Linked DNA regions of Homo sapiens: region 2 is linked to region 1. The links are chromatin loops, found by intact Hi-C in ENCODE. Cell type or tissue: lower leg skin. All regions are shown on one strand. Each heading gives the region's core, and the rest is flanking DNA. Links, peaks and the distances in the headings are about the cores only.

Region 1 (10,864 bases), core at 2,700-7,699:
AGTAGATACGGAAAGGTCAGATAGCGTACAGGAGAGAAAGTCAAGGGGGCACAGAATGGCCAGAGAGAGCAGATAAAACTCCACACCACTCTCCTCTTTATAAAGCTAGATATGAGCTGACTCAGAGCCTATCCAGGGAGATGAGGCCACCTTGCTCTGCTAATGAGCCCCACCCTGGCAGTAGCTAAGAAAACATGAACAACTGAAGAGCATTTTCCTATACACAGGCCAACTACCATGATGGCCTAAGGGTTGCCAATCCATTCACTCAAAATCTCATTCATGCACTCATACAATCATTTATTCTTTTCATTCATTCTTTCATTTATTCAGAAGCATCCACTATGCACCCTGAAATATACCAAACTCTGTGTCTTTATAGGGAGGGCAGGAAAAGAAACCACCATCCCAACAGCATTCATGTACATAAACAAGTATATACTGAGTGTCTGTTATGTGGTAGAAATTGTTGTAGGCACAAGAGGATACAAGACAGACAAATCCTTGACCTCATGTAGCTCGCATGCTAGTGGGAGAGAGTAAACAAACACATAAACGAATAGATAAATCATATCTACATTTAGGGATTTACCTTTAGGAAACAGGATAAAAGAACAATACAAAGCAATGTCCCATGAATATAAAATAGAATGGCATAAAGCTATAGTATATATAATTATAATATTTAATCACCTCCCAACTCTAAATTGTGCGGGTTTATGATTCTAAGTCAATACATGTGCACTGTGTGTTTATCTTGGAAGCTTCCTGGAAGAAGACAAGAGTTTTGAGGGTGGAATGAAGGGGAAGCTAAGGAGAAGTTCCCAGGGAGGCATTACTCACAGGTTGACACAAAAAAAGAGGGCCATTCTAATTCTTTGAGTGAAGGAAGGCAAGGCTTGGAAAAGATGATGAAGCCACCTCTCAGGAAACAGCCTCCTGGAACAGAGGCCAGGCTGCAGGATTGGAAGTGCTTGTGCTGTGTTACTTTCAACAGCTGCCTGGAAGCACCACACCAGTCCTCCTTGCCCTTGGCCATCAGAAGCACCTCAGAATAACCTATCTCGATATGCTTCTCCTCTGCCTCTCAGCTTCAGAAAGGAAGTGAAATTGGGGGATAGTCCAAGGGGTTGGAATGGCTCGTTTATCACTAACAGGTATGATAGAGCCTGGAACTCCAGGTTCCAGCTGCCCTTCCCCTGTCCTCTCGCCCAGTGTGGTTTTTCTCTCTATGTCTAAACCTCTGGCACATCAGTCCTTTGACTATTTGCCTTGACTCCCTCTCCCCTATGCTGGATGCTGTCATTGGGCAGAAAATCCACCCAGTTCATCCCTGGGCCCCAAGTCCCCGGTTGCTGTTTGCCAACCTGAGCAAACTAATCAATGCTTTTCCAGGAGCTGGTCAAAGGCCCTTTGTCCCCAAGCTCTCCTTCTCCTCCCCTTCCCCTGGAATTAACTGTTAAACAGACTCAAGGCAAATGCTCCCAGGGAGTCAACAAGCACTTGAGAAGCTGCAACAGCAGGTGGTAGCATCTGTGCTTGTCTAACTTCCACCCTGCTAATCTCCTCCTCTTTTTCTTGCTTTCTTAATTTCATCCCCCACTCCAAAAATTTCCCCCAAGTTGGAGAAGGGAGGGTTGGAGTGAGTTCAACAAAGAAAGCCCACCATGTTGACTCAGGAGTCGCTAGAGGAAGTGGCGGGAGTTGTCTGGGCTCAAATCCTGAAATGGTCATGGTCACTGGGGATTACAGACCAGGAAGAGTGGGGCAGTCCTGTTTTTTTCTTCTCTCCTTCTGTTTTTCCCTCCCTTTCTGGGTTCAAACCAGATCAACTTCGTCTTACTACCTTGACTCCTGTTATCTTCACTAACCCCAGAGTAATTCAAGGAGAAAAGGTGCATGTGGTCCACCACCTGTGTGCCAGATGTATACACAGCTGTACGGCTACCGCTGTGGACCCAGCTGCTGACTGTACACCTCCCACAAGTTGTTTTCTCTAAGGCTCAGACAAGCAGAGAAAAGGGTTTGTTCAAAAGTCCAGGTCATAATTAAAACACAGCCTGTCTCTTCCTAATGCTCTGGATGGCATCCCCCATGGTTACTTCCCCCACTGAATGCTAATGAGACATCGCTGAGGGTTCAGAGCCTGGCAGCCTGGCTGTGCCCTGGCAAGCTGGAAAAGGCTTCCAGAGATGTCCAGCTCATCAAGGCATACATAACACCACCCAACTTTCCTTGATGTCATAAATTCTCCTACCCCTGAAAGCTCTGCAAATGATTCCTTATCTCCTCTTTGCATTTAATTCCCTCACCTGTAAAATGGGAATAATAGTATCTACCTCCTGGAAAAGCATCCATGGCAGTACTAGTTGCAGAGACTAAGCACTCAGTGCTGTTCCTCTATTGATCACTCTCTGTGGGGAAGGCTCTGGGGATGCCGTGATAAATAAGGCTGTCCCTCTCCTTAGGGAGTTCACATTCTCTGGAAGGCAGCAGACTCTAAATAAATGACCTCAGTAGGATGTGTTTGGGATATGCAGAGAGAAATAGCTGGGAATAGCACAAAGAAGAGACCTATGCGCTTAGCTTAGGCTAAAGGTCACAGAATCTTTTGTCTCACACTTCATCTTCTTTTCTTCTTTCTCCCTGCACCTCCTCTCACTCTCTCTTTTCCACTCACTCTGCCAAGCAGGAAAATAGAGGTTGGCTGAAATGCTATTCAATGCCTTGCTTACATCTCTTCTTGCACAGCTGCAAGCTATAAGATGCATAACTTTCAGTTTTGGTGAGAGAGCCTGGGTTCTCAGGTTCTGCCACATCCAGGCAGCATGACTGGGAGAACACCACTTCATCACTTGCTGCCTCCGTTTGCTTTGATGTAAAAGGTAATAATGATGCCTTCATCTCTGGACTAATGAGGATTAAATGTACATGGAGTACTTTGTGACCTATAAGGTGTAGTGCAATTTTTTGGGCCTTTATCATTTGACCTTTGCAGATTTTTCTTTCTTGCCTCAAACATCGTTCTTGTTGCTTAAGAATTTTATGAGTTCTGGTCAGGTTCAGTGGCTCACGCCTGTAATCCCAGCACTTTGGGAGGCCGAGGTGGGCGGATCACCTGAGGTCGGGAGGTCGAGACCAGCCTGGCCAACATGGTGAAACCCTGTCTCTACTAAAAATACAAAATTAGCCAGGCATAGTGGTGCATGTCTGTAATCTCAGCTACTCAGGAGGCTGAGGCAGGAGAATCGCTTGAACGCGGGAGGCAGAGGTTGCAGTGAGCCGAGATCACACCATTGCACTCCAGCCTGGCAACAAGAGCGAAACTCCGTCTCAAAAAAAAAAAAGAATGTTGTGAGTTCCATTCTAAGAGAACACTTCCTCCGCAGCATGAGCGTGGGCATGACTTTGACATGGGCATGACTGCATCTCCAGAGCATAGTGCTGACCCAGAAGATGAACCAAGGAGACACACTGCTCGTGGTGCAGGCAGAACATGCTCCTTACACCAAGCCGTGGGCGTCTCTCCCTCTCTCCACCAAATCGGATCGAAGCAGTATTTCTTGTAACCAAACTCAGCCATCCTGCCCTAGGTGAGGTGTTGGGGAAAGAACACGGGACTTGGCATGAGAAATCTGGGCTCAAAAGTGCTGCCTTTTCCAAGGGACCTCAGAAAAGCCACCACCTTTCCCTGAATCTTGGTTATCTTATCATCCATTTCTCAATGGAAAAGTTCTGTCCTAGATCAGAGTTGTCAAGAACTTAGAGGCTGAGGAGGAAGGATGACTCTGTTTCCTAGGTCTCCACACACTTTCAACCAGAGAAACCCACTCCATTCACACCTAAATTCAGGTCTCCAGATAGTGTTTTACCATGACACTGCCTTGCTATGGTAATTCTTAAACAAAATCTTTTCCAGAACCATATCATTCAAATATATATAAATATAAAACAGCTAAAGCCAAAAGACATGATATCTATTCTATTAATAGAAGAGTATCATTGGAAGACAACATTTTGCTCCTAAGGCAGGTTGGAAACCCACTAGGCTGGATAATTTCTTACTCCCATTTTTATATTTCAAGCTTTTATTACAGGAGTTGAGAAGCCTCCTCTGTAACCAAGGAGACAAGAATGTTTCAAAAGCACATATGAAGGTTTGATGCCTGAGAAACTACTAGTGGACAAGTCTATGACAATCAACAAAGAAGCACTGAATTTCGGGATGCAACAGCACACCCCTGTACTGCAGGCATTACGGTAGCAAGATGACAACACACCGAGACACCCTAGGGACTCCTGGATTTCAGTGCCTGTTGTGTAACCTTAGGAAAATCACCCTACTGTTCTGAACATCAGTGTCTTCATTGTTAGAACATATTTCAGCTCCAAAAATCATATTTCTGCAAAGGAAGGGGGCTTGTGGAGGACAGGAAAAAGAGAATTAATCTTTATTGAGTACCCACTCAGTGCTAGAAAGTGTGATATTCTTTTTACCCATTATCTAACTAAATTTGTGGGATGGGGTAAATAGAACTATTTTATGAACTCAAAGAGAATCTGACCATATTTCAGTTCTCTCCGTAGGAGAGAACCACTCTGGGATGGCGAACTCATGGGTCCTGTTTTGTATTTCTCTCTCACATGCTCTCTAGCACTGTCTTCATAGGAGAAACATGTAGAAAGATCAAGCAGTTAAGATGGCAGCCTCAGCTCATGAGGGGGTCACGAAACAGGCCCATGGTTTTGTAGAAGGTCTTGAGACTCCACTGCAGACATGTAGGTAGGTGAAAGGCAGGAGTTAAAAAAAAAAGTTGATCCCTTGAGGCTACTCAGCTCATGGACCCCAAAATACCCAAAGGGATTTCTGAAAGAGGCCTACCCTCTATGGATGTGGGTTAGGAACAAATAGTGTGTGGGGACACTCTGACCCAACACCACCAGCCAAGAGTCTACTGTGACTCCAAAGAGATTGGGAAACAAGACAAATCTTGCTGGAACCCCATTCCCTTGGGAGCCTGGCAAGTCAGGTCATTCTTTTCAAGATATAGGCAGAAATGTAGCCAATGGGGACAGGGTTGGACCCAGGAAGACCTGAGGAAGTCCACCCAGAGAGAGGCTAAGATCTTCATCAACCTCATCCCAAAGTCCTGCAGACCTTAAAAAGAGCTTCTCAAAGCCTCCACAACATAGACAAAAAAGCAGAAGGATGGAGGACAAGGCAAACCCATGAAAAACCCTGATGCCAGTTTGAGCCAACTGTAGTGTACTGTGTTTGCCCCCACCAAAATAAGAAATCACAGCCATCTGTAGCTTTGGACAGTAGTCTACTACAGTTCAGCTGTCTTTCTCCAGGCACCACCGATATGAGTTTTGATGAGATATATGAACCCTCCGGTTTAGAAAGTAACAGAGGGTTTGGGGCAGCTCTTTAACAAGGCAGGAATCTGTGTATCATTCAGTTTCCACCTCTCCACCAGGGGGCAGCATAGCAGCATTCATTCAGTGCCATGTTGACTTGGTAACTGAGGTCATCCAGGCAGAGACAGGGATTGGCCATAAGCCAAAACTGTCTGCCGGAAAATCTGCTGCTGGGAGTCTGGGAGACCATGTGGCTAAACTGAAGGAGAGATGGTGAGAGAAGGGTATTCAAAAGTATTGGGAACCAAAAGCATGGCTTGTGGCCTTAGAAGTAGTGACACAAGCAACCTTGTCAGCTGGCTCAAGGTCTCTGTCCTTGAGGCTGAGCCAACAACACCACAATAAGCAACTGAGCACATGGTCCTGGGGTGGTGGGAAAGTCTGCATGGACAATAGAGTGGCAGGATCTTCTATAGGAGACAGTCTCAAGACTCTGCAGTGGTGAGAAAATGGGAAACAATAAGTGGCTGGCAGAGCCAATCAGGGTCTCTGTCTGCCTGCAGCTCCTGGGGAGCTATAAGGAGGACCATACAATGGGATGAACGAGTGGGAGTGAGAACTGCTAAGTATGATGTCTGCACGTCCCAGAGGCTCCGCAAGGCACTGGCCTCACCAAGAAAGGCAGGGTAATGCACATGGTTTTTCATCTATCACAAATGTTGCTGGCGATGGGTGGTTTCTACCTTGAAATGGTAGACTAACTAAGTGCTTTTCTTGTTCTCGCAAGGTGTCCATTCCAGAATCAGCAAGACACTGTGGGAAGAGGACAGCTTTTGACATCTGATTAAACCTGTATTCAAACCTTGGTTCTATCTTTAAGAACTTGAGCAAGTTACAAACTCTCTTGGAGCCTCGGCTTCTTTATCTCTAAAAATGAGATCATAACAACCTTATGAGATATTTTGGAGATTAAGTAAGTAGTGTATTTTAAGTATCTGACACATACTAGCTGCTCTCAATAAGTAGTAGCCATTAACTCCCTTTATTAAAATCAGTTTACCATATCTGCCCATGTAAATATTTATATAAGATAATTTATTTCAAGACAGCCAACTGAGCCAAAAATAGAACTTTATATGTATCTCAAGGTTCTGTCCCTCATTATTATAACAAATCAAATCAAACTTCAACCAGCCTTTCATATGTTACTGGAGAAGACACCAACAAACAACTGTGAAAGGCCAAACACTTGAGAGGAAACTGAGGGTACATCTCATTCAGGCAGCTATGGCTATGGTCTACCCTAACCCAAGGTCAATATTGACACTGGCCACGAGTGTTGACCCACACACAAATTCATTGCCTAACACCCAGCATATGTTCAGGAAGTTGTCAGCTCCATGTTTAGCCAACCAGAGCCAACAGTTGCTATTTGGTTAATGCTGACATTACCTTGCAAATATTTAAAACAGACCATTTCCCCACATCATTTTGGTTCTCATATGACTGCTTCTTACAGAGGCTGCTGACTATTGTGTGGACACGTATTGAGACATCCCTATCCTTGCCTTGCTTCCCTGGCTATCTGACCTCCTGTCCACCAAGAGAGCAGTCAACCTCTCTCCTCATATTACAAATGGAAAGAAACCAAGGCCGATAAAGGGGCAATAATCTACCTCAGACCACAAAGAAAGCTATGATTGCTGAGAGGATCAGACAGAGCCTGAGACTTAGTCAATGATCAAGAAACTAAAGAGATTATACCATGGCCCAATGAGAGATGAAAAGGTACTCCTCCAGGCTCTTAAGCAGTGTTCTGAACAACTAAATGAGTAGACAATGTCAGACAAGCTGAATGAGTGCACTGTGTGTGGGACAGTGAGTCTCTCCTACTTGGAAGCTTTCTTTTCCTCCCCCTCTTCTTTGTTGAAACCTGAAAAGTATCTATGAGTCAAGCCCTAGAGCAAAAGACTGTGGTGAAAGTGTGGATTTCAATAACTCAAGCCAAGGTGGCACAACTTATAGACTTTCCATATTGCCACACAGATATGCACAAATGGCAAGAAACATAAAACAGACATATGGAAAATATCCGTTTTCCTTTTAGGGAGTTAAGGTTTGGTTTCCTTTGAAAATGTCAGTTTTCCTTTCGCTTCATCCTCATTAGCCTCCTGGGACACTCTTAAACATACCCAGAAAACAACAGAGCAGAAGAAATGAGGTATTTTTAGCTGATATTCTGGGCACAGATTCCTATTGTTCCACAATTTTTGGCTTGGCTGGATGGCACGTGGCCAATACAATGTATACTCTTGCAAAGAATGTATATTTCCTGGTGTGTGTGTGTGTGTCTGTGTGTGTGTGCATGTGTGTGTGATAACAGGAAGGACAAGGGTATTATTGATGGTATTTTGATGGGGAAGATTCTGGGATCTCAGCAAGCCACACCAAACTCTCCATAAATCCTGTTTGCTTTGGTCAACATCACTTTTCACTTATTATTACCATTGTGCTATATGTCCAAAAAGAAACTTTTTTTAAAGCCATAGTGTCACAGCTGAAGAGCTCCTAGAATCAACTGTTTCCAGCAGCACTATATTAGGAACTAAATTTATTCTGAAAACCAATGATTACATTCCTAAATCATCTGGTGCACTGCCTAGCATATAACAATGCTCAAAACACTGACAGCTATGATGATCATCCTCCTCCTTAAACATGACTCCTGTTCTCAAGGGTCACCCAGTCTTGTAGGGGAGGCAAACAAGAAAAGAAAAGCATCCACTGACAATCTGAGTAAAAATCTCCCTGTGGCATAAAAACCACAGGGAGCTGCTATGGGGTTTTCCCTTTCTAACTGACGGGTGGAAAATATCTCTGGATTATTTAATTCCAGAATGCCTTTAGTTCAAGGATCTCAAAGCACATGCAATCTTGTGTAAACATCTTAGCTCTGAAATAATTGAGAAGGGGGTCAAATTCTGTGATCTTATTCAATTACATTCATTATACAGAGGGCAAAACTGGCATAACAGCAGAATGTGGCACATTATACACACTCCAAAATCCAGCAGTAATGGAGCCTGTGCACAGAAGCTCAGGGTCCTGAATCCCCAAAGCAGCCTCTTTATCACAGAACTATGTTGCCTTCCTTTCATGTTAGACTTCAGATGTCTCGAGAACCCCATAGAAGTTTCAATAAAGTCTGATCCGGTGGAAGTGACACCGTTCTTGTTTCTTGATTTTTAAAAATATTTATATCCTTCAATTTTTTAACACTTTTTATTCTTCAACTCTCTCCCCATCCTTCCATTTCAACTCTCCTTCCATCCACTAAAAACTGGAAGTCACCATACCCCTTACAATGGCTACTTTCAAAGAGATAAGAAAATAACAGGTGTTGGATGTAGAGAAATTGGAACTCTTGTGCATTGTTAGTGGGAATGTAAAATGGTGCAATGCTGTGGAATGCGGTACGGAGTTTCCTCAAAAAAATTAAAAATAGAATTACCATGTGATCTAGCAATCTACTTCTGCATATATAGCCAAAATGATTGAAAACAAGGACTCAAGGAGAGGTTTGTATGCCCAAGTTCATAGCAGCATTATGCACAGTAGCCAAGAGGTGAAAGCAGCTCAGGTGTCACTGACAGAGGAACAGATAAACAAAATGTGGTATATGCCTACAATGGAATATTATTCAGCCTTAAAAAGGAAGAAAATTCTAACATACACTACAACATAATGAGGACATTATGATAAGTGAAATAAGACAGTCACAAAAGACAAATACAGTATGATGGTACTTAGGAAGTTCCTAGAGTAGTCAAATTCAGTGAGATGAAAGTAGAACAGTTGCTTCCAGGAAAAGAAAATGAAGAGGTACTATTTAATGAGCATAGAGTTTTAGTTTGCAAGATAAAAAGACTTATGTGGATAGACAGTGGTGATAGTAGCACAACAGTATGAATGTACTTAATGCCACTGAACTGTACACTTAATAATGGTTGAGATGATAAATTTCATGTTAGGTGTATTTTACCATACTTTTTTAAAAATAAAAAATTATAATTTTTTTAAACTGGAAGACACAATCATCATTTATGCTCTACCTTCTATAACCAAAATATAGGTGATTATGTTCCCAAGTGAAACTCTCACCAGCCTCCCTTGCAGCTAGGGGTAGCCATGTGAGGTAGTACATGGATTCTATTGGTGAGGAAAGCGCTAGAAAAGCTACTGTTTTCTTAATAAAATGAGACAATCTCAGCTGGTGCATACATTTTGCTCTTTACCTTTTCTCTTTTTTTCTGCCTGGAATTAAAATGCAATACTTAGAGATAAAACAGCTATCTTGGAACTAAGAGAATGAAAGCTACCTGTTAAGAATGCAGAAAAAGAAGAAAGAAGCCTGAATTCTTGAAAACTTTCTTGAGCAGTTACACCTTCCTTGGACTTCCTACTTCTGGACTCCCTCTTCGTGAGAAAAATTAAAGCTCTCTATTAAAATTAGTCAAGACAGAATTATATGATGCCAAATGCAATCCTGCTCAAGTCTCTTCATATTGACTTGCCAAAGGGATACCCCTTCCCACTTGATTTCTTGAATGTCCTACACTCCTATCAAGGGCTAACTCTTCCACTTAGGTGCTAAACTTTGTCACTTCATGCTTACTCAAAAACTATATCATATATTCTCCCTCTTTGCAAATATGTTTTACAATATTTTTCTTGTTTCTCCCATTTTGGAAAAAAAAATACTCCTCTCTTGATTCCATTTCCTCTACCAGCTACCTTTTCATTTATCTGATGGCCTTTGTAGAAAAAAAAAAATTTTAATTACTTCTATTTACTATCTCCAGTTCCTTTCTTTTTAGACCAATCCAATCAGGTACTTATCCCACCTTTTCTAACAAAATTGTCGTGTGAAGGTCACTAATGACCTCCACAGTGTTTAGTCCTCATTGTACTAAGCCCATCAGCAGGCTTGGACATCATCAATCATTTGGCTTCCAGGACTGCTCACTCCTGATTTTCCTCCCACCTGGTCACTCCTGCTTTGTTCTTCCTTACCAATTTCTCCTCATCTCCCTGACCATGAAATGTTTAGTTCTCTTCTTTATCTATGCTCGCTCCCCTTAGGGATCTTATCCAGTCCCATTACTTTAAATATCATACATTTGCTAAATGATTTTGACATTTCTATCTCCACCCCAGCTTGCTCTTTTGAATCTAACTTGTATACCCAACTACCTACTCAACATCTTCACTTGGATTTCTAATCACAGTCTCAAACTTAACAAAACCAAAATAAAATTCCTGATCTTTTCCCACCCACCTCACTCTGGCTCCAATCTGCTCCAACCACAACCTCTCCATTTCCATTGATGGATGGCACCTATATCTTACCTGTTGCTCAAGACAAACATCATGGACTCACTTTTGACTTCTTTATCCTCCGCATCTCATATCCAATCTGCCAACAAGCAATTTCTGCTCCACC
Region 2 (10,864 bases), core at 2,274-7,273, 120 kb after region 1:
CATAGTAATAATTTAACTGTGAATGCAAACATCCCTATTCCCTTTTGCTGATATAAGCACAAAAATGTACAATATAAACAAACATACAAAACATACATCCTCAACACGTGTAAAATGCCTCACTAATTCAGGCTAATTGGACATAAGGCAAAAGTGAATTACTGGAAAGTCCAGACTATTAAATTTTGTAATAGAATACACTTTGATTACTTTCAAATTCAGGGCACCCTCCTTATTCAACACTCAGACACTTAATATCTCTTTAATTCAATTCAACTGCCAAGAAAAGCCACAAACCCAGAAATAATCAGGAAGTCCTTCAGGCATCAGCAGCAATGAAAGTAGCCAAAAATAGCCCCAAAAGGGAAATCTGCTGAGATTCAGTTATTTTGCTAACCAAAAGAAAGTGCTACTCTCATTGACTGTTCAATGCCTATACAAGTAAAACTTTACCAGCACCCAAGTCAAAAAGAAAAAAAAGGGGAATCAGATACAATAATAACAGTAATAATAACAACTACAACATTAACAACTAATATTTATTGAACACTTAGTACATGACTCTATTCCAATTGCTTTACATGTATTACTTACATAATCTATATAACAACCATATCAGGTATCAGGTATGTGCTATTATTGTCCACATTTTATAGATGATGACACGGAGGTACAGAGAATACAATAATGAAGGTGGAAATAAAAACAAATAACAAGGAACAATCGGGTGGACAGCGATGGCCTATGTCCAGAGAAGTAGAAGTTATAACTTAGATTGGAAATATGCTGTCAATCAAAGCAGATGATGATGGAGAATAGAAGTGGCCAAGAGGGAAGACAAGTCAAATACACCAACTATAGAAAGCCCAGTGCAGAGGTATTCAGTTCTGGGACTCCCCTGTGACTCTACGGTATCACTGTTGTGTTGGTCCGTTTGATAACCAGGGAGTCCGTAAGTCAGCCTTCCCCCATAAAACCTCCACAGTGATTATGAAGACTATAGAGTGCTCAATTTCTTTGAATTTTCACGAACCAGGTATCCAGAATATGACTTGCCTAGAATTCCTAGTCCAGATGTGTTGACAACTCAAATTATTGCAGGACTGGGCTAAATTTTTGGATTGTTATAACCGGCCCATTTATTTTTTGCAAAGAATAACTTTAAAATGCCTTGAATGTTACTTGGCCTCAAGTAGTTTAAGCAATCTCCCTATAACTTTGTTCTCACTGTTCGCTTGCACTATTTTCTTTTTTCAGTGCGAATATGGATTTCAAATTGGAACATTTTTGTATGATCACCAGTTCTGAATTCAGTAGACCCTGGGCTTGTACGTGTGCATATTTTTCTTTCAAATCTGGACCATCCACGATCCTTTGACAATAGCTGCTGCTATCTGGTGTGCAAGCAGAAACTACACATGAAGGTGAGTTTCTCCACTGCTCTGGGGTCACGGGGGGCAGGGACGGGCTGGTAATTTGGAGGTTTAGGGCCAGACAAGTGGTCCTTTTCCGCTCACATGTGAAATCTGTCAGCTCTCAGCCTGGAACTGTAAGCAGAACAAGTGAAACTTCCTAGGTTACCGCAGCTCTTTCCAAGCTGTTCCTGCAGAGCAGGATGGGATGCACAGGCTGTGATTCCTGGGAGATGTCCTAAAAAGCCCCTGAAAGAACCCCTCTTAGCCCACGCCATGTCCGGTCCACAGTGTGTTGGACATTCTTACCTGACACTGATTTTTTCCTCCAGGTTTCATTGAGTAATTTGTAAGGCAGCTCTCAAGAATTATTTCCATTCCCAAATCCATCTTAGTTGTTTTTCTAACTGAGGCTGTGGCCCCAAAGTACCTCACGGAAGCCAAGCCTCTCACTCACACATGCCACAGGTCCCAGCAGCACTTCCGCCTTGAGGCAGACCCCAAGCCTAAAATGTACGCATGAGATCTTGGAGGACACATTTCTGTAGTAAGAATGTATCTCTAACTGCTCCAGGAGCCCAGCTCGGCCTTATCTGTTTCACAGGGTGCTGGAGGGACTCCCCTCTCCAATCACAGGCCAGGACTTCCGGGGTGTCCTCCCACCATCTCTGGCCCCAGCAGAGTTAATTCCAGGCATGGATGTTCAAAGTCTTCATTACCCTGTGATGCCCATATGCACCTAAATGTGGGAACTGACATTTTCCAGACATTTGTGCTCCCTTTTCAAGTGCCGGCGCCCTTAAGAAACGGAACTTGGTGTACCTGCTTTTCCTGTGCGGGTGGCCTAGCAGAGACCAGAGAGAATGGACCTTGTTCCCCGGAGGGCTGCTGCCTCCACAGGGACACCCAAATTATTCCAACCTCCAAAAGGCAAAGCTAAATGAAGTCTTGTATTCAGCCTTTGTTTAAAGATCATGTTCATGAGGTTTTGCATCATTCTAATACTTGTGCATATTATGTAATTCACACAAAGTGAACAATGGTTAAATTTTCAGGAGTAGAACTTAGAGTAAATTTTTCCCTTCCATTTACTTTTTCTGTGAACATATATTTTTAATACCCTTGTATTACCATTAGAAAGCAGAACATCTTTCTTTAATAAAAAGAAACATATAGATTTTGGTTTTGACAGGAGCTGATTCCCTGTGCGTTTTAAAGTTTAAAAATATTTTAATGGCTTATTCCAAGTTTGTGTTATTTAAAAGGTGATATTTACATTTAGCAAATTGACTTACTCTAAAGATTCACCCGATTCAGCTTTGTGCCTGTCTGTCGCCAGACTTGTCCACCTGGGAGGGAGGAGTGGCCTCATCTCTCCCCTTTCTGGCTGTCAGTCACCAGCAGGGCCCAAGCACACAGACCTCAGACTTGGCATGGTCCCTTCACTAAGCTCCCTGTGGAAAATTTTATAAGTTGCTATTTTTCTTTACCCTGAGAGATGCACGAAGGCCAGACACGGTAGTCTTGGTTTTGCAGGTGAGAAAACCCAGCTACTGGGAGTTCAATCCCAGTGGATTTCCCAGTCACTTGAACTACTGACAGCAGGTTTCATGTTCGGTCTTTTAAGGCTGATTCCCTGGGCTGAAATCATCTGACAGACTTCCTAAACTGCTTTTAGAGTCGTCATGGGTAACTTCCACTAGCCCTCTGGGAGGAGAATTAAAAACATATTTAAAAAATTCTCACAAGTTAATCACCTTCCAAAATGAAGTCACCCAAATCGATCTCAAGATAAGCTTGACAACAATTAGAGCTTGTTTCCTTTCGAGTCAATTGCACTAGCAAAAATCTCACCTTTATAGTACTTAACGAAATTGATGGGACCCTGCAGCCATCCTGTGTGTTTTGGGGAAAGAAGCAAGGAAAGCCAACCATTGAGGTAAAAGACCCTCTTGACCCATCCACCTAAAACCATTCTGGGCTGCTCTGTCTATGGGGTAGACATTCTTTATTCCTTTACTTTCCTAATAAACTTGCTTTCACACAAAAATAAGTAAATAAATAAAATGAAACCACTCTGACTTCCACACTGCCGCCCAACCTCCACTGTTAATTACTGGCCACGCCCACCGGGCCTTTCAGTAATCAATGGTCTCTGGTACTTTTTGTGGCCCCAGTGGTGCTGACCAATGCACTGGGTGCAAGATTGCTTAGTGCCAGCAACCTTGGCCAAGGAAAGCAGAAATTTCAGGTCTGTGCCATGGGTGCTTCCAGGTAGACACAGTTGTGGTGGGAGCACAGGACAATTCCTCTAAGTAAGACCTAACCTGGTGTTTTCCGATCATTCCAAAGTGGCATCGAGGGAAGCCCTTAAAGAAAGTGGTCGTGGTGTCCTTGAAACGTGGCTCTGCCTGTAGCCCCTTGCCTTATATCCCCAATTACTTGGTATTATATCCTCATTTTTCATCTGTCCTGTATGTCTATAATGAGCTAAATTTTATAAGTCTATTTTAGGCAAGGATTTCTAATTTTGGAGGCTTTTTAAAAATCGTGTTGTGTATGTCATTGCTTCTTAAAACATAAAACGTTTTCTTTTTGTAAGCTCATAATACTGCACAAATAATTGGTGGAAAACACCATCATAAAACATTTTACGACATGAGCATACAAGACCATTGTCAGGGTGAGGCAGCACAGAATTACAAGAAGAAGATCGCCAGTTAGATTCCTTATATTTACCTTAAAGGCCGTGCTTGAGCATACTAACAATTAATAACATTAAATACAACTACTGAATAAATGAGTGTTTCCGCATTTGAGTTGGACAACAGACCAGTAAGTGGGGTGGGGCCTGTCTCTCACCTTTCACGGCCCAAGACCCTGAGCCTGGCTAACTCGCTGCTCTGCCCGAACCGCAGGCTGCCTGGGCCGGGGACGCGCGGAGGGGCCCCCCGCAGAGGGCGGGCTCAGCCGGGCAGAGCTCTCGGGGGCGCCCCGCGCCCAGCCCCGCCGGCTCCTGCTCTCCCCGAGCACGCGGCGTTAGCTAATCTTCTCAGGGACTGCCGAGGCCCTTTCTCCGCCAAACCGCAGGGAGGGAACAGCCCGAGAAGGGAGGGGGCTGGGAAGGGTTTGTTGTTGCTTTTTCTGAATTAAAAGAAAACAGGGACTAGAGCAAGGAAGAGAGCGAAGTTCAAGGGAGAATCTGGCAAGTCACCTTGGGCAGCCCCTGGACCGCCGCCAGAGCTCTCTTGGAGAGGGTGAGGACGCCGAGCGTGTGATGAGCGCCTAGTGAGTATTCACTGTGCATGATAGATGACTGGCCTGGAATCCTTCCACACCACAAATTTGTTCCTCTGTACACCCAGGCAACCAAAAAGCCAAAAGAAATGGGGGATTGGGGAGGGGACTGTCTAACTTCAGTTTCTCCCGGCTGCTGGCACCCGCGGCCTCAGAAGCTCTTAGCCCCGCCCCCCATTGTCTTTGACTCTGCTCCCTCCTTGGCCTCCCTTGGCCCCCGCCTGGTCCTGGAAGCAGAGCTGCGAGTTTCCCTTTTCTCTCGCTGTGCGCACTCGCAGCCCCGGTCCAAGCCCAGCCTCTCCAGGCAGGGATTAGTGCAAGCGTCCGTTGGCCGGAACGAGCGAGGACAGCCTCTCCACCTCCCTGCCTCCCTACCTCCCTGCCTTCAGCACCCTCCCCTCTGCGGCTCCCCGACCCAGCCATCCACAGCACAGCTGCCAGAATCGCCTTTCCGTTCCACGGTTTTGATCATGTAACATCCCCACTTGGAAGACCAGAGTGAGTCCCAGCGGCCTCATATGTCAGATCTCAGTTTCTAACTATGAGCATCAAGGCCCTCCCCGAAGGCCCCCCATCTTGCCTGCCCTGTCTCACCGGCCTTCTATCCAAAATCTTCCAGTGCAAAACTTCTGGTCAGATTATGCAGAACTTTATAGCCTCTCCCTCCCCTACCCCACCACTTCGTCATTCCGCAAGTATTTATTGAGCATCTACAAGGTTCCAGGCACTGAACTATGGGCTGCAAATACAAAAACGAACAAAAGAAATTATCCTGCCCTTAACGACTTTACAGTCAAGTGAGGAGAACAGAAACAAGGAAATTTTCTGGCTCCAGTTTGTCACTAAAACAACATAGTTCACATCTAAATCTGAGCACAGCTATGTAAAATACACTAATAAGCAGATCGTGCACAGATAAAAGACTGAAATGAAATGTACCAAAATAGCTATAGGATAACTGTTTTCTTCCTTCCTTTTTTTTTATTATACTTTCAGTTTTAGGGTACATGTGCACAACGTGCAGGTTAGTTACATATGTATACATGTGCCATGTTGGTGTGCTGCACCCAGCAACTGGTCATTTAACATTAGCTATATCTCCAAATGCTATCCCTCCTCCCTCCCCCCACCCCACAACAGGCCCTGGTGTGTGATGTTCCCCTTCCTATGTCCATGTGTTCTCATTGTTCAATTCCCACCTATGAGTGAGAACATGTGGTGTTTGGTTTTCTGTCCTTGGGATAGTTTGCTGAGAATGATGGTTTCCAGCTTCATCCATGTCCCTACAAAGGACATGAACTCATCATTTTTTATGGCTGCATAGTATTCCATGGTGTATATGTGCCACATTTTCTTAATCCAGTCTATCGTTGTTGGACATTTGGGTTGGTTCCAAGTCTTTGCTATTGTGAATAGTGCTGCAATAAACATACGTGTGCATGTGTCTTTATAGCAGCATGATTTATAATCCTTTGGGTATATATGAAGTAATGGGATTGCTAGGTCAAATGGTATTTCTAGTTCTAGATCCTTGAGGAATCACCACACTGACTTCCACAATGGTTGAACTAGTTTACAGTCCCACCAACAGTGTAAAAGTGTTCCTATTTCTCCACATCCTCTCCAGCACCTGTTGTTTCCTGACTTTTTAATGATCGCCATTCTAACTGGTGTGAGATGGTATCTCATTGTGGTTTTGATTTGCATTTCTCTGATGGCCAGTGATGATGAGCATTTTTTCATGTGTCTTTTGGCTGCATAAATGTCTTCTTTTGAGAAGTGTCTGTTCATATCCTTTGCCCACTTTTTGATGGGGTTGTTTGTTTTTTTCTTGTAAATTTATTGGAGTTCATTGTAGATTCTGGATATTAGCCCTTTGTCAGATGAGTAGATTGCAAAAATTTTCTCCCATTCTGTAAGTTGCCTGTTCACTCTGGTGGGAGTTTCTTTTGCTGTGCAGAAGCTCTTTAGTTTAATTAGATCCCATTTGTCAAGCTTCCTTTTTTTTTGAGATGGAGTCTGGCTCTATCACTCAGGCTGGAGGACAGTGGCCTGGTCTCCGCTCACTGCAACCTCCACTTCCTGGTTTCAAGTGATTCTCCTGTCACAGCCTCGCGAGTAGCAGGGATTACAGGCGTGCACCATCATGCCTGGCTAATTTTTGTACTTTTAGTAGAGACGGGATTTCGCCATGTCGTACCCGGCTGGTCTCGAATTCCTGACGTCGGGTGATCTGCCAGCCTTGGCCTCCCAAAGTGCTGGGATTACAGGTGTGAGCCACCAAGCCCGGCCTGCTTCCTTACTTCTACTTTTAGGTAATTTCTAAAATTTTTGACCAGGCATTAATTTCTATGATTAAAAGCAAACTGTTTTGTGTCATTTATTTTTTCTGATTAAAAAAGCAATGTTATTTTTTAAAGAAAAATTTGAAACTACAAAATACATTGATAAGAAAATAAAAAATTCACAATCCCAATATAGTGCATAAAATATCAACATTTTATTTGATTAGTACCTAAGCATTATCATATCTTTTTATAAAATTGGGCTCATGTCATACACAATATGTCATCACATTTCTACGTAACGTATTATAAATAATTTTCCATGGCTTTGAAGTGCTCTACAGCATCATTTTTCATGTCTTCACAATATTCAACATGAATGAACTATATCTGGTTTAATCAATTCTTGTACATACATCATTGTGCATGTCCCTAAAGTGGAAGAAAACTGTGGAGATTGAAAATAGGCTTTTGACTCATTCAGACCTGGATTCAAATCCTGTCTATACCACTTGCTGGATGTAACTTTAACCACATTTACTAAATTTTTCTAGATCTCATGTTTCTCACACACAGATAAGGCGATAATAATATCTTCCTTACTGAGTTATTGTGAGAACAAAATTGTATATATAAATTGTTTTGGTGCCTGGCACACAGCAATTGATAGCCTTGATTATTTTCTTAGAACACATTTCTAAAAGTAGAACTTTCGGGTGAAAGTGTATAACCATTTTGAAATTTCTTGAGGTACACTGCACTATAGAAAGAGTGTATAAATTTCACTGAAAAGAGGGAGTCAGGAAGAAGTTTTTTAAAAAATTAAACTTGTTTTGAGCCTTGTGTACCCAACGCAATAATGGGCTCATTCAGTAAAACAGACATGAAACAATACCCTCTCTAATCTATAATTGTTATAACCTGGCTCTTCCCCAGCCTTCTGTCCACCGGCTTTATTGCCCCCTGCTTCTAAAAGTGTCTTAGTTGAGTCTTCCCAGATTCTCCACAGCTTACTCCAGGGAAGCTCTCTTTAAGACTCTTCTCTACTGAAGACTTCCGGTGCTCCTTCACTTTGCACTGCTGGAGACTTCTGCAATCTCTGTAACATGCTCATGCTAAATCCTCCATCAGACTGCAAACTCCTGAAGTCCAGGGACCAAGGCTATGTTATGAAAATGAAATTGCTTTTGATTCTTTGGCTAACCACCCAAATCAGAACTGTTCAGGAAGATCTAAGATGTGGAAAAGTCGTACATACAGAATCTACCTTATAGGTGAGAAAATCTGGACTCTGGGAGGGAACATGCCCTTCCCAAGAGCACACACCAAGCAATGGAGCCTCGTTCCTGTCTCTCCACCTTACTGCTATCACCTCCAGCTGCCTCCCACCAGTTTCATGTTTTATTGCTCAATCTAAGCCCTGTGTTATCCGCTACACTATCTCAATTTGAAAAATCTTGCCCTTGACTCTTGCTTTTGTGCAGCCTACTGCCCTACTGTCAGTCCAGATCATTTCTGCATATGGACATCACACACACTCCCACCCACCACTCTTCCTTGAACTGGGGGAGGTAACAGAATCTGCGCCCACCCCGGCATTCCTGCACATCCTGAACATAAAAGCAGTTGTGAAACATGCAGAATCCTCCCCGATTTATTTCTTTTTACCTTACATCCCTTCCACTTTGATGTCAGTAGAATATTTGAAAGAAAAGAATCTAACGTGACCTACTACCCTGGAATGCCAAGAAAAACAATTACCAGGTCGATGGAGCTCAGGGAGCAGCTGGTGGACATGAATGAATGGGGCAAAAATAGTTTGTTTTCTAAACTCGTTCCACCTCAGGGTTGACCATCAGGTCTTTTGCTGGAGGCCGCCCAGAGCTCCCCACTTTCTGAACCTCAGTGACCCACAATCCATTCCTAAAAGGGAGAGCCTCCTGTCTTTCTCTCAGTTCCCTCAGGCTCTTAGCAGGACTCAATAAGAGCCCCAGAAATTTCCCAGAAGTAGGTGGATTTAAAAACACTTAAAATTGTAAGGGTGGGTGGTGGAGTCAGGTGGGAAGAAGCGAGTAGAGTTGGAAGGAGGATCTGCCCTCTTCTTAGGCCAGCTACAGAGTGATGCTAAATTGCTTAGGGGGGTAGTGAAGGTCACACGGAGCTCAGTTCTATCCTGCCCAGACCCCCAGAGCCTGTGATGACCAACATCTCCCCAGTTGTAGTGATTATCACAACTGGGCCCTTTTGTACAGCAGGATGGTGCTGTGGGGGATGAAGATCAATGTGGGCTTTGGAAAGGGCTATGTGGTGGTGCATAAGAATTTGATCCTTATTATGGCCAACAAGGCCAATCTTAATGTGGCCCTTCCTCCCCTCCCTGTCTTCCTCTTGCAGCAGTCAGTGGTCACTGATACTTTCTGCTCTACAAGCTACTTTCTGCCACAGGGCATTTACACTTGCTGTTACCCCTGTCTATATGGCATGCTGAACTTAGCACCACAAGTATGTACCAACGAACCTGCATAAAATATGATGGACCTATTACTGGTATTACCTGTCCTGCCTGTGGGCATTACTACACACACACACATACACACACACACACACACATACACATACACACACACACACCCTCACATCTCTGAGTGTATCTGCTATATCTTAGCATTACTAGTCCCTTCTCTTCATTCACATCTCTGATTGGCTGACTCCTCCTCAGAAAAGTCTTTCCTGGCTACTCTCTAAAATAGCAATCTCCCTCCCCCAGTCTATGCATCCTCTCTCTCCTTACCTTGAATCATTTTCTTTATCATGTAGTCTGCCTAAAGTAGAATTACTTACTTATGAGTTTGTTTTCGCTTCTATTCCTGCCCCAGATTCTAAACTCTATGAGAGCAGAAAATTATTTTACTCATTGATGAATCCCAAAGCCTAGAACAAAACCTGACTTATAGTAGGCACTGAATATGATATGCATTTATAATCAGTGACTAAAAGAACTTCCAGGAGTACTTTTGATTCATAAGGAAGAATTTTATGTAAACTGGGAGAGGTTTAATAGCTGAATCTGTCTCCCCTCTTCCCACTGAGTTCTTTGACTTTATTTTAATGGGTCAGAGTTTCCGTGGACTTAGTGCCTGAGTGGTTTCTACAGAGCTGGGGCACCCCCAAAAGCCAGGGCTCTTCCAGTATGAATGATGGAGGTGTTTCCAGAGGAAGTCATCTGAGAGAAGAGCTCTTTGCAAATGACTGCTCAGGGACCCAGGATGTACACTGACAACACACCCCACTTCTGCACCCAAGTCAAAAGCTTGTATTGAAGAGTGATATATCTTTTGTATGTCATACTTCAAATTCCATTGTTTACAGAGGAAGTACTATTGTTGACAAGCATAAGCCATTTAGAAATATGACAGAAGTTATGAGCCCTGAAAGAAAGGACAGTCCTCGAACTGGAAGGTTTGACCATGGAATTTCATTCTCTTTGCTCATTTATGTGTGCTGAAATGTTTCTTTTCAGCATTTGACTATAAAAAAGGCAAATGACTCAGAAGGGAGAGGAATTCATACAACCGCTAACTGTCCATTGGTAGCCGCGAGCTGTGAAAGATGAGGATCTAGTCTTGGTGTGGTAATATCTCTGTGCCACCAGGACAGTAATAAGTCCTTACATAAAATGTGGGCATGACTAGTGTTCACGAAGATTTCTGACTCTCCTCTCCTTCTGAGCACATATCCCTCAATGTAAGATGTATCCTTGTGACTTGCTTTGGCCAGTGAAATGTGAGTGGAAGGACGTTTGTCAATTCTGGTGGAGAATATTTTAGAGCCAGCACGAGTCTCCATGCTCTCTTTTCCTGTCACTGTGAA

What was found. Hi-C counts contacts between places; a loop is a spot of excess contacts. Peaks named below come from ENCODE experiments on the same cell type or tissue, not always from the same donor. Only the 100,000 strongest peaks of a DNase experiment are listed, where the experiment ranks them.
Region 2: a loop joins it to region 1, with 3 times the contacts of the local background. A loop is called at or near these places in 32 of 110 quality-filtered maps.

Annotation. Positions count from the first base shown.
Region 1 is chr1:165,252,638-165,263,501 of GRCh38, forward strand. All of the region lies in intron 3 of LMX1A (LIM homeobox transcription factor 1 alpha), which reads right to left. Among named protein-coding and RNA genes, the nearest start is that of LMX1A-AS1, 42 kb to the left of the region's middle. RefSeq lists an enhancer at 1,200-1,772. In lower leg skin, for the core only: a CTCF peak has its summit at 5,483 (motif pointing right); a DNase peak (open chromatin) is centred at 5,518.
Region 2 is chr1:165,371,737-165,382,600 of GRCh38, forward strand. No RefSeq gene overlaps it. Among named protein-coding and RNA genes, the nearest start is that of LMX1A, 20 kb to the left of the region's middle. In lower leg skin, for the core only: no CTCF peak of the experiment used is centred there; DNase peaks (open chromatin) are centred at 4,585 and 4,955.